Regions from separate parts of the Homo sapiens genome. Here region 2 is linked to region 1. A link is an interaction called in ENCODE POLR2A ChIA-PET data of the cell type or tissue named here. Cell type or tissue: Caco-2. All regions are shown on one strand. Each heading gives the region's core, and the rest is flanking DNA. Links, peaks and the distances in the headings are about the cores only.

Region 1 (6,788 bases), core at 2,058-4,557:
GTGAGCTGTGCTTGGAAGGAGGAGGATTTCCCCCAACACTTCTTATTTTTAACTACTCCTCCCATCTCCCAAGGGGGAAAGGCTGCTTTTTTTCAGAGCTTCAGTGGGAGGGGAGGAGAGGGGGCTGCCCCCAAGCCCTGAGATCAGCTGAGGCAGGGTTGGTGAGGGTCTTGTTAATAGTCCCCACAGAATAATTCACAGTCTGTACTGCATGGTTACCAAATATTCCCCGGACGGTATCTGAGCAGATTAGGCAGGCCAAACAACTTGTAAGTCCTTCAGAGAATGATCAAATTCCTCTCCAAGATTTTATCGGGTTTCTTCCACTAACCTAACTGCCCAGGAGGGAAAAGATACACTGACCTAATGGTCAGAACATTAGATCTGACCATTAGCATAGGGGCTGCGTGGCACAGAAATTGACCAGAGCCCTTTAATCACGGTGTGTCAACCCAGCCACCGGAACAGTGACAAAGTTCCAGGCATGTGGACGATATCCAGATGCGTGGACTCCAGGGAGCTGACTCCCCAGGTTGGAGCTCAGCAGAGGAGGCAAGAATAGGGAGTTAGGAGTCAGTTCCAGGGATCCAGACCTGGCCTGGTCACTTCCTTGCAGTGTGACCTTAGCCATGTTACAATCTCTCTAAGCCTTTTTTCTCACTTATAAAAAGAGGCAACTGAACTAGAGAAACTCCTTGCGGGACCACATGTTACTGACTTTTCTTTTCTTACTGTGCCATATGTAGCCGAGGGACTCATTAAAGTTTCCTTAAATGAAATCATGCTACAAGCAATTTATTAAACACACGGTTGTTGAGTACCTGCTATATACTAGGCAGGTACTAGGCTCTGGAATCCAAAGAATGAGTAGCACAGGTCTATGTCCTCCAGGTGTTTGGCATGAGAAAGGTGTTAAGAATTCACACGAGGAAGAAATAGAAATGACTAGGTCAGAGCAGATGGGAAAAAATTCTCTGAAAAGGTGATGGCTTTTAAACTGATTTTAAAGGAAGGGTAGCAGTTAGCTAGAGAGGAGGGCCGTTGTATGCGCCAAGGAAAGAAAAAGGAATGTTTGGTGGTGGTTGGACAGTAGGATTTTGGGGGTGAATGGGGGCATGAGACTGGAAAGGAAGCTTGGGGCTGTATGATAAAGGGCCTTGAATTCCAGATTCAGACATTCAGACCTTATTGTGTAGTTTAAAGCCATCGATGTCTCTTCTTTTCACCTCTTCCTCTCCCAGACTCCCTCACCTAGGGCCTATATTCAGAGGTCGAAGCCTATGGTGTCAAAGTATGGAAATGGAGCTATACAACGCTAACTTTTAAAATCCCTTAGTACCACATCATTGATCTCTAGACTGATGGGTTAACATAGCAGGTCCTGAATTCAATCATTTCTTTTAACCCATGTTGAGATTCTGCCATGTGTCAGGCCCAAGTCAGCTTCATGGGCTATACCACCCATGACCTTTTTGTCACCAAGGGCTAAGACAAAGCTAGGACAAGCAAAACGTCATGACTTAAATAACACATTCTTCTGTAGTGAACAGGTCTCCTGGTCCTCTCCAGAGGTAGGCTGGACAGTCACAGGCTGTATGTAGTGTGTATCCCTGTTCTCTGGCTGATTGGCCACAACTCAAGGATGGATCTAAATACTAACCAGGGACTTGGCGTTGTGGCTTGTCAGGCAATGATGAACTGGGCCACTCAGCTTCTTTCATTGCAGTTTGAATTAAGGAACGTGAAAAATGGGAATCACTAGCCGTGGCTGCTGAAACAAAAAGGGATTGCAGTGTCGGGCTGGAAATGCCACGTGTAAAAGTGATTAAGGTTATTCACAATTTTTTAGGTTTTCTCCCCAGTCAATGTCGTGGTAGCATTGTACATCCCACCCAATTAAGTTGGCTGTGGCCATTTGACTTGCTTTGGCCAAGGAAACGTGAGCAGAAATGACTTCTGGTGGATACTTAAAGAGCTCACGACTAACCATGTTCATTTTTCAAGACTGTGGCTGCTCTGTCATTGTGGGTTTTCAAGTGGCTCCCTCTTTCCCCCCAACTAACCCTTGGTGGACATGTAGTGAGAATAAGATATAAATCTTTGTTATTTTAGGCCACTGAGATTGGGGGTTGTTTGTTACTGAAGCATAACTAGCTTCTCCTGACTAATACAGCACAATAGGCATGCATCAGCTAAGTTATGAAAAAGCAGAGAAGTGATTATAGAGAAAGAATGAAGCAGGCATATCAAGATAAACAGAAGCACCATTTAGAGAAAGAGATTGGGAGAATATGACCAAATTTCAGTTCCAGGGGTCCTTATAATAACCCCCTGTATTTCTTGAGGTTACATAAGCGAGTCTATATTCCTTGAAAGTAAAAAGCTTACCAAATCATGGTGGCATGACAGCCTGCACAACATTCAACATTCTTGGCCTAGAGGCTCTACGTGATCACCACGAACATGCTTGGAATTTCCAGATTTCTCCAGTGCCTGGTATTCAGTCATTTCTCAATGAATGTTTGTTGAACAATTTTTTTTATGACTGACAAGTCCAGCTTTCTTACTGACTTACAAGAAAGTCTGGGAAGGTAAAGTAACAAATCTAGGTTCAAAAGATCTTGTTTCCATTCAAAATATGGGCTCTGTGTCTTATTTCATGAAGAATGAATATAAGTATTGTGATAGGGTAAGACAAATGTCTCCAAATATTTATTGGACACCTTTTGTGTGCAAGACATTTAGGGCTTATGGGATCCAGGGAAGCAGACAAAAGACATGGATCTTTTTCTGTAGGAAAAGTGTCTATGTATGATGCAGGGAGAACCCTCTCTTTGGGAGTCATTTAATATGTATTTCCCATGGCATGACCATCAGCTCAGTTGGTCACCTGGGGCCCTCTATAGTTATGAGGATCACATATCTCGGGTTTTCTAGGAAAGCTTTAATATTAAATATGCTGCCTTTTTCCTTCCATAAAACACTTGTATGTGTCATACTACATTTATCAATATTTGGTTACAAAGGAGAGTCAACATGAGCATCATTTCCCAATGTGACACCTTTAACAGGAATGCCCACTTGAATATGTACATCAGGGTTTGTTTGTTTGAAAAAACAAAATGAAAACCTCATTACCTGATAGTCACCCCTTGTTTAACAGCAATAGCCCTGCCGGTGTACTGTGACTCCCCCAGAGTCAACAGTGCTGACTGAAGCAATTAAGGGAAAGTGAAGAATCTATAATTAAATGGAGAGACGACTGCTTCTTCGTCTCTTTTGGAATGCAGCGTTTTATGCTCACGACTCAGTGTCCCTGGAACAAGATACGGCATGCTCTCCTCAAACACTGGGAGTTGTGTTTCCCAAGGGTTTGTGATGCTACCATCAAGGCCTCACAGAAAATATGCTATGCTTCCTGGGGGCGGGGGGTGGGGCTGGTTTGGATCTCTGAGAAAGGTCTTTAGGCCATTTTCAAGGCGTGCCTGCCTTTATTGTTTAGTAACACACAGCTGGTCCTGATTCTTTGGAGAGGCCCTTGAGCACGCTTATTACCTGGAATGTTTGCATGGGCAAAATGATTGTCCCAGTACAAAAAAAAAAAGGCATAGGAGTTTTCCTGCCTTACCTCTTATTGTCTGTCTCTCAACAGTAGCAACTCAGTGTAGATTTAATCAAGCTCCAAGTGTGGCAGATTTAGCTGTCTTAAGAAAGGCGATATTCCTTCATGTTTGTATAGTTTATAAAGCACTTTCAAGTTCATTACCTCCTCCTCCCAACCTCTTATGACAGCATCAGGATGAGTTCTCTGATTTTCACTCTGTACATGAGAAAACCAGGCCGAGCACAGTGGCTCATGCTTGTAATCCCAGCACTTTGGGAGGCCAAAGCAGGAGGATCACTTGAAGCCAGGAGGTCAAAACCAGCCTGGGCAAATTTGTAGAGCTTCCCCCCATCTCTCCAAAAAACTTTAAAAATTAGCGGGGCATGGTAATTCACACCTGCGGTCCCAGCTACTCGGCAGCCTGAGGCAGGAGGATCGCTTGAACCCAGGAGTTTGAGGTTGCAGTGAGTGTGCCACTGTACTCTAGCCTGGGTGACAGAATGAGATCCTGTCTTGAAAAGAAAAAAAACCTAAACCAAAACAAAACCACACACACCAAGGGCAGTAACTGGTTCAAGACCACTCAGCTGGGAGGTGGCAGTGCAGGAACAAAAATGCAGATATCTGAACTCTCAGTAACAATGCCCTTTTCATTCATTCATTCCCAGCCTGTTTTTAGGTTCAGTTTGATTTCATATTTATTTTATGTTATTTTTATTATTATTATTTTTGAGACGGCGTCTTGCTCTGTTGCCTAGGCGGGAGTGCAGTGGCACTATCTCCGCTCACTGCAACCTCCACCTCCCGGGTTCAAGCGATTCTCCTGCCTCAGCCTCCCGAGTAGCTGGGATTACAGGCATGCGCCGCCACACCCAGCTAATTTTTGTATTTTTAGTAGAGATGGGGTTTTACCATGTTGGCCAGGCTGGTCTCGAACTCCTCACCTCAGGTGATCTGCCCACCTGGGCCTCCCAAAGTGCTGGGATTACAGCCGTGAGCCACCGCGCCTGGCCTTATTTCATATTTAAAAGCAATACATTATAAGGGGAAGGGGGGGGTCGCTAAGGTCGTTTCTACACGCAGAACGTGGTTAAAACATGATACTAATGAGGCTAAGATTGAAGGGTTGCCCTGACCTGCATGGGCCAGCTCACAACAGAAGCCTGGGCTCCTAAACCCTCCCACCCACTCTCAGTGATGGGAGAACCTAGTGAGAAAATGTTGTTAAGCCACCAAAATCTTTTTCCACTCTTGTGTTTATGACCAAAGGAGGGATAATAAGGACATCTTGAAGATAGAAAGGTGAGTATGTTAATTTTATTCCCAGTAGCTTTAATGGAGATTTGGGGTAATCAATAGATATCTACACTTGATTCCCTTAAAACCCTTGGGTTTGCAAAGGAATGAGCCACCAGTTAACCCAGGCAGTATGTTTGGGGGGAAAATGAAGAGAAAATTTGGGGCAAAACAGCAACTAGTGCCTCCTTAAGACCCAGCCTGCGCAGAAACGAAAGCGTCTGTACAGACTTCGCAGTCCAGAGCCTTGAAGGCCACGTCGGAGCCTTGGACTGGTTTCAATCATGACTTCCCAGCAAACCCTGCATTCTTTTCCTATTGAATGCCACCTGCTCATTTTTATATTTTTATACTTGCTTCTCAAGTTTCTGCTGATGTCCTTAACAGGAACATATGTGGAGGTGACCTTTGCAACCTCCTGAATGGCAAGTAAAGCCCCACCCTTACTTTGCAGACCATGAAATTCGATGCAAAAAAAAAAAAGCCCATGGAGGCGGATGGCCCAGGTGCCTCTCCTCTACTTGAGGTCTCGCTACAACCCACTCAGGCTCTAGGAGGCAGCCGTGTTAGGTAAATTCAAGATTAGGATTTCTAAACTTTTGTTTCTGCACCTATGCCAGACCTAGTGCTAACAGCTTAATTCTCAGTGGAGGTTATTTGATTTAGAGGCCTATGGGTGGGCCTAGGTTATTAAAAGTAAGCAATGGGCTTTCTTTTGGTTTTGTAAAGACCCTTTCTTGGCAGACTAGCAAAACCCATTTCCCCAAGGTTTAATTGGTTAACATGTAGGTTTAATCAAGCTCTATATGTGGGGGAATTTAGCTGTCTGAAGAATGGTGATATTCTCTTATATATGTGTAGTTTAAAAAGCACTTACAAGTTCGTTACCTCCTCCTACTCACCTCTCATGACAGCATCAGGATGAGTGTGCTAAAAGCAAAACCTTGTACCCCAGGGTTTAGCACTTTCTTCTGGGACCCTGAGTTCTTAAGAGAACCTGTTTTCTTGCTTTGATAGAAATTGCTGTTCCTCAATAGAAATGCTTCTCTGAGTATTTTGTCCTGAGGACCATTCTACCTCAGGAACTTCAGTGGAGGAAGGAGCCAGACTTTTCTTACTGCTTAAGGCGGAGGAAACTGTTCTTTTGCTGAGGTACTGCTGCTTGAGGAGGGAGCTCCATCAGGGCTGCCGGCAGAGTTCCAGAAGAGGCCAGTATTTTTAGCATGGCCTTCTTCACTTCCCAGCACCTGCCGTGATCTGTAACCCAAGGGGCTACTTAAATGCCACTGAGATGACTGAGGACAAGGCAGCCTGAGCTAATGTCCTAAAATACCACCCAAGGGAGGTTTTTCTTTTGGGAGCCATTTCATTTCTACCTCTTCTTGTTCCTTCCTAAGCTGTGGGGCTATTATAGATCCTGGCTGAGAAGTGCGACATCTGCCCTGGGAGGAAGTTAGAATAAAACCACTGGATCTATCTACCTTGATGCCAGCCATCTACCCTTGGCTCACAGTTTCTTTTTCTGTTGTTTGTTTGCCTGTTTTATTTTATAGTTCTGTGGTTCCTTCTTCCCCAAGGCTTCCAGTTTCAATCTTTCTACTGTCCTTGCCAGATGGAAGCAACAAAAGCATGTCCACACATATTTTTCCCAAAGCAAAGTCCTCTTTTGATATCCCTGAAAATAGGTGAAGGTGAGAGACAAAGGCAGGTCAAATGTTTCAGATGAGATGACAGTAAAGGGAAGGCAAACCCCTCTCCTAGCAAATATAACTCATGGAGCCCATTAGTCCATAAAGATGGTACAAGCTGGAAATAGAAATATGTTATCAAGAAGCTTGATACATTTGTGGAGGACAGATGCACCGTGGGTCATGAAGGATAATGAGAA
Region 2 (6,788 bases), core at 1,438-3,937, 380 kb before region 1:
GAAGGAAGGGAGTGACAGCACTGTTTTAGGAAGATTAATTTGGCAATTGTAGGAGGGAGAGAGGGGAAAGGAAGAAAATTGGAGGCAGGGAAACTAGTTAGGAGGCTCCAGAAATAGACTGGGGATAGATGTGCTAAGACCTGAAACTGGCTGGTGATGGGAACACCATGTGGAAGGCAGTTGGAAGGGCTCTGTGACACTTGGGTGTGGGCCGAGGGTCAGGGAGTGAAGAAAGAAAGACAATAAGTCAATGGTTTTCAGCAAAACCCACTAAAGCAAACACTTTACTTTCTCCAGTCATCAATTCTTTATTCGGGAAGTGAAACCTACAGCAATGGATTTGGTGTTTCCTTACTGTCAGCAAGGCTCAGTGATCAATAGTCAGTCTAGGCTTTGTGATTCTCTCTCTCTCTCTGTCTCTATCTTTCGACGGAGTCTTGCTCTGTCGCCCAGGCTGCAGTGCAGTGGCGCGATCTCCGCTCACTGCAAGCTCCGCCTCCTGGGTTCACGCAGCCATTCTCCCGCCTCAGCCTCGCGAGTAGCTGGGACTACAGGCGCCCGCGACCACGCCCGGCTAATTTTTTTCTTTCTTTTCTTTTCTTTTTTTTTTTTTTTTTTTGTATTTTTAGTACAGACGGGGTTTCGCTGTGTTAGCTAGGATGGTCTGGATCTCCCTACGTCGTGATCCGCCCGCCTCGGCCTCCCAAAGTGTTGGAATTACAGACGTGAGCCACGGCGCCCAGCCTGCCTGCTTTCTTCCTTTCTTTTCTTTTCTTTCTTTTCTTTATCTCTCTCTCTCTCTCTCCCTCTCCCTGCCTTCCTTCTTCTCTTCTCTTCTCTTCTCTCCCCTCCTCTCCTCTTCTTTCTTTCTTTTTTTCTTCCTTTTCTTTCTCTCCTTTCTTCCTTCCTTTTTTTTTTTTTTTTTGAGACGGAGTTTCACTCTATTGCCCAGGCTGGAGTGCAGTGGCACATCGTGACTCACTGCAATCTCCACCTCCAGGGTTCAAGTGATTCTCCTGCCTCAGCCTCCCAAGTAACTGGGATTACACACGCCCACCACCATGCCCGGCTAATTTTGTATTTTTAGTAGCGACGGGGTTTTGCCATGTTCGCCAGGCTGGTCTTGAACTCCTGACCTCAGATGATCCACCCGCCTTGGCCTCCCAAAGTGTTGGGATTACAGGCATGAGCCACCATACCCGGCCCTCCCTCCTTTCCTTCCCCTTCCTCCTTTCCTTCCTTCCTTCCCTCCTTCCTTCCTTCCTCTCTCACTCTCTTTTTCTTTCTTCTTTTCTTCTCCTTTCTTTTTCTTTCTTTCTTCTTTTCTTGAGACATGGTCTCACTCCAATGCCCAGGCTGGAGTGCAGTGGCACGATCATGGCTCACTGTAGCCTCGACCTCCAGGGCTCAACTGATCCTCCCACTTCAGCGTCCCTAGTAGTTGGGACTACAGGCACACGCCACCACACCTGGTTAAAATTTTTTGTATTTTTAGTAGAGACAGAGTTGCACCATGTTGTCCAGGCTGGTCTCAAACTCCTAGGCTCAAGTGATCCTCCCGCCTCTGCTTCCCAAAATGCAGGGATTGCAGGCATGAGCCACTGCGCCCAGCCACGGGCTACAGTTATTTTCTAGAAGGATTCAGCAGTGTGTCAACAGGGATGCAAAGCCACAGGAAAAACATGGTGTCTCTCTTTAGAGCAAGGTTTAACAAACTTTGACTATAAAGGACCAGTAGTAAATATTTTAGGCTTTTCAGGCTACATAGTTTCTGTAGCAACTATCTAACTGCTGTCATAGCGTCAAAGCAGCCATGACAATATCCAAGTGAATAGGCATCGTTGTTGTTCCAATAAAACATTATTTACAAAAACAGGTGCTAAGTTGGATTTAAGCCTCGCAGGCTTAAGTCTGCAGGTTATAGCTGGCCGACGCCTGGTCTAGAGCACCGATGTTACTGGAAGATTTCAAGGGAATTTTTTTTTCTAATTTTTTTTTTTTTTTTTTTTTGGTGATGAGGTCTTGCTCTGTCATCCAGGCTGGAGTGTAATGGTGTGAATTCGGCTCACAGCAGCCTCAACCTCCCAGGCTTAAGCCGTCCTCCCACCTCAGCCTCCCAAGTAGCTGGGACTGCAGGCGTGTGCCACCATACTTGGCTAACTAAAAATTTTTTTGTAGAGATAGGGTCTCCCTATGTTGCCCAGGCTAGTCTCAAACTCTTGGACTCAAGCAGTCCTCCTACCTCAGCCCCCACAAAGTGTTGGGATTACAGGCGTGAGCCTGGCATAAACATTATTTTTGAAACCCAAGTTTTTACACGGTCTCCAATTTCTAGCGTCACCTTCTGTTTAACATCTGTGTTAGGCCATTCCTGCATTGCTATAAGGAAATATCTGAGACTGGGTAATATATAAAAAAAGAGGTTTAATTGGCTCACTGTTCTTCAGGCCATATAAGAAGCATGATGCTGGCATCTGTTTGGCTCCTGGGGAGGCCTCAGGAAGCTTCCAATCATGGCAGAAGGTGAAGGGGTAGCAGGCATCTCACATGGTGGGAGCGGGAGCAAGAGAACCAGTGGCAGGGAGGTGCCACACACTTTTAAACAACCAGATCTCGTGAAAACTCACCCACTATTGCAAGGACAGCACAAAGCCACGAGGGAGCTGTGCCCATGATCCAATCATCTCCCACCAGGCCCCACCTCCAACATTGGGGATTACAATTCAACATGAGATATGACGGGGACACAGATCCATATCAACATCCAACCAGTACTGTTCTGCAAATGCAGGCTGTGCAGTGCACAAAGGCAGCTAAGCAAGGGGACAGGTGGGGGCTTGAACCAGCCTGGTAACATGTGCAGTGTGGAAGAAAGGGGTGCATTTCGTAATTCATTGTTCAGATGAGCTCCTTTTGTGTGGTTTGCATAAGAGCATCATATATGCTAGTCACAGCCTTGACATGCTCCACACTCTCACGTGACCTGACTTCAGTAAGTCAGTCTGTCCCCCTCTGCAGTACTTCTTGAAGTCCTGAGAAGGGAACAGTTTCTGTTTCTCAAGTGATGTTGAGCTTGTTTGCCAGGTGTTGGCTTGCTGCCTCTCTATCGGTCACTGTTGGCCACCTTGGGACCCCTTTTCCAAGCTGCTCCACCTGGTCCACCTTCTCACAAAGGTAGACTGAGGCCTCCCTCTGACTTCAGGTACTTGTCAGACAAGGCCAGCAGGGGTACTAGACCAGGCCAAGGCTCGAAGCAAACATAAAAGAGTTATAGCTAAAAACCAGAAACCTCAACATCAGACATCACATGTGTCTTGGTTGAAGCCAGCTTTTTTAGATCATTCATCAGTCACAATACCTGGTTAGAAAAACCTGAATTCGTTTACCTGTTTCAGACCTCCCTTCAGAAGTAGAAGCCTCATGTCTGATGATCTGATGGACTTATCAGCTTTACGCCTTCCGCTAAACAAATGGGGATTTTTTTTTTTTTTTTTTTTTTTGAGACAGAGTTTCGCTCTGTCACCCAGGCTGGAGTGCAGTGGCGCAGTCTCGGCTCACTGCAACCTCCACCTCTCAGGTTCAAATGATTCTCCTGCTTCAGCCTCCCGAGTAGCCGGGATTACAGGCGCCTGCCATCACGCCCAGCTAATTTTTGTATTTTTAGTAGAGACGGGGTTTCACCAGGTTGGCCAGGCTTGTTTTAAACTCCTGACCTCAGGTGATCTGCCCACCTCAGCCTCCCAAAGTGCTGGGATTACAGGCGTGAGCCACCGCGCCTGGCCCAAATGGAGATTTTTAAAAAACGAAACTAAATGTACAATTGTATACATTTTGAAAACAAAACACAAACCTTGGAAGAAATTTTGCATTTTCTATAAGTATCTTTGAGCCATGGTCCTGGGTTTCTGGGTGCAAAGCCACTGGGCTCTGTCTGCCATTAGAGACGCTTCAGTAGAAAACCCTGAGAAGCCCTGAGTTAAGTACTTTCATCTTATTTAGCACGGATGCACTGACTTCTTAGAAACTGCGTATCTGGTATCAAACATGAATGCCTTTGGCCAGTTTAAATGAGTTCCCATTTTCTTTTTGAAACTCCATCCTCATTTTCCTACTGATAGATTTGGCTTACTGCTTTGAGGCTCTGAAGTTTGAGGCTGCTTGCTTTAGGAAAATCTAGCTCCTTGCCATGGCTGCACATTGGTTCTCCTGAAAGTGTAAGGGCTTATTTTCTCTTGGAAATTCTGGGTCCTTATAAACCCAAAATCTGATGTGCTCATTCAGGTCTTAGGGCTTCCAGACCCAGAGCTCACCATGCACCTGCACCCAGCAGTGACTCTTCTGCCTTTCCCAGGGAGCGAGGCTTCATTGTCAGAGGAAGGGGCAGGAGGGACATCTTGTCCTTTGCCCAATCCCTGAACTTGGAGAGCCTCTCTTGTCCCTGCTTTGTCTGTGAAGCGGTTCCTAGTTGCTTTGAGATTTTCCAACTGAAAGCTGCCTTGTTAATACAAAGTAAGAACTAGGGCATTTCAGCCTTAGGGAAAAAACTATCAAACAAAACACAGCTCAGACACGGTTTTAGCATCAGAAGAATTTTTAGCGGGAGGGGACATTCAGTCCCTCTGAATTCGACATTGGAGTTTCTCACTGGGTCCAGAGATGTCGCTAGGCCTAAGGTGGCCAAACCCTCTGCCCTTGTCTTTCAGCAGAGGTGGCCTGCCATTGGCAGGCAGTGCTAAGTACAAAGGCAGCATCAACCCCAGATCAGGGCAGCTGAGGTCCTTGTTCGGCACCCTCTGCATTTCTCTGGCTTTGCCCCTCGCTGTGGAGTGAGAACAAGCAGCCAAGGGAAGCCAAGGACAAGGAACACTCCCCAGATCCCTGGGGGTCTCTGAGGGTCCTGGCATTCTCTGCTGAAGTGACCCCAAGCCCTCTTCAAGGGACTTGTTGAACTGTTTCCCAAATCCATCCTCCCAAAGGTGGGAAGTGCATCTGATGTACACACCTAGGGGCCCAAGAGGTGGTCAAGGGACAGCTGTTTGCTGGTGAAAGCACATGGTTGGAGCTTGGACAGAGTTGTTTGCATACATGCATGCAAAGCCCTCGGTGGTAAGAAACGGAACCGGGGTAAGTAGAGAAGTGGCATGAGCCGTGGGCCAGGGAGCCCCCATTTACATTCTCATCCCAGCCCCTGCAAATGTTAGGTGTGAGCCTGCCAAAGGAAGAACAGATGGAAAATCTCCAGAAAAAATAACAAGAATCATGAAACCAACACATTTACCAGAGCTCCTGTTTTGGTGGTGAGAGACGCGTCCCCAAAGCCACTGCACTGATAAATCTGGACACGAAGCTTAGTTTATTTTTCATTTAAAAATCAGATAAAATATTAGTTATTTCAATAATGGGTGCATTTATTTTTAAAAGGGTGATAATAGCTCCCTATGTGATTGTGAGGCTAAAATGAGAATGTGTGCCGTGGAGGGGAGCTATTATTACATGTTAATAAGATTCTTCTTTTTCTATTTTCCTCCAGCTGGTCCCTAAGATAATGTTCAAAGCTTTTTCTTTCATTTGTCTTGCTCTGTCTGGTGGGATATTGTTAATAAAAACCAGATACTAAGACATTTTTAAATGTCAAGTGAAGACAAGTTAATAATTGCTCTCCCACAATATGAGAGCAAACGGTGGTCCAGGATCAAAAGCCATGTTTTTCTCCTTTTTGGAGCTGCCAAAATTCCCTTAGGAGTGTGCACCAGGTAAGTGTAAGAACAAGTTCAGAATCTGAATGACATTGTCACAGCCCATGCCAGACCCTAGCTGAGGCCTCTCTCCACTTTGATGTGATTAAATCCCAGTCTTGTCTGCAAAGAAAGCACAGGCTGAAAAACCACGCAGATGAGCCAGGCAATCTGCCCAAATATCAAAACACAAGACCTGCGGATAGTCCTTCAGTGCCCGCGGAGTTGTAAGGGATGTGGCTTGTGCTGGGAAACACAGTTATCATCCCTTACACTTTGTGGAGCTCTTTGTTATTTGCAAAAGGCATAGACATGATTTCATGCCATCCTCCCACAGAGAGCAGAGCTTGTCCACATGGAGCACCTGGAGACGAAATCCTTGGCATTTCCAAAACTCCCGTTTTAGGGGGTTTGGACAGAATGACATTGGCTTTGTGGGTTGGGCAGGGCACCATGTTCTCAGTAAGTAGTGCATAAGTGGCTGCTGGGACTCAGTTGTGCCATCCTCTGCAAGACTCCTAACAAGTGTACAAGCCACAGATGCCTTCAGGGAAACAAAGTCTGGCTAACCCCACCCCCACCCCTGGGCCCCCAGCTGTGGCCCTTCCCATCAAGACCCTGCTCATGGGGAGGCTGCTGAGCTTCTACTTCATGGATAGGACTTTTTTATTTTTAATTTTTTATTTTTAGAGACTCCCTATGTTGCCCAGGCTGGTCTTGAACTCCTAGGCTCAAGCAATCCTCTCACCTCAGCCTCCCAAAGTGCTGGGATTGCAGGTGTGAGCCACTGCACCTGGCCTGGATAGTGGGTTGTGTCTCTGCTCTGCCTGCCCTGCAGGAATGGCTGCTCCTCACCGGGGTGGGCATCAGGAGACTTGGGGTTTGAGCCCCAAATGTCTGAAAGGGATCTCTGGTCTGCAGATCTGGCTGGACAAAGCAGCCTTGGGCATGTGAGAGCCTGGAGCTGGGCATGCAGTATCCTTATCATGGGAAGGGAAATGGGCTACTTTGTCAGCTTTTTCCTCTTTCAGCAGCACATGTTGCTCTGGCTGG

Evidence for each region. Peaks named below come from ENCODE experiments on the same cell type or tissue, not always from the same donor. Only the 100,000 strongest peaks of a DNase experiment are listed, where the experiment ranks them.
Region 2: POLR2A ChIA-PET joins it to region 1 with 12 read pairs; 3 of 35 experiments call an interaction of 5 or more read pairs at or near these places.

Annotation. Positions count from the first base shown.
Region 1 is chr15:63,034,804-63,041,591 of GRCh38, reverse strand. No RefSeq gene overlaps it. Among named protein-coding and RNA genes, the nearest start is that of TPM1, 4.5 kb to the left of the region's middle. In Caco-2, for the core only: no CTCF peak of the experiment used is centred there; a DNase peak (open chromatin) is centred at 3,441.
Region 2 is chr15:63,411,173-63,417,960 of GRCh38, reverse strand. The region is part of intron 4 of LINC02568 (long intergenic non-protein coding RNA 2568); the gene reads right to left. Among named protein-coding and RNA genes, the nearest start is that of LINC02568, 24 kb to the right of the region's middle. In Caco-2, for the core only: no CTCF peak of the experiment used is centred there; no DNase peak of the experiment used is centred there.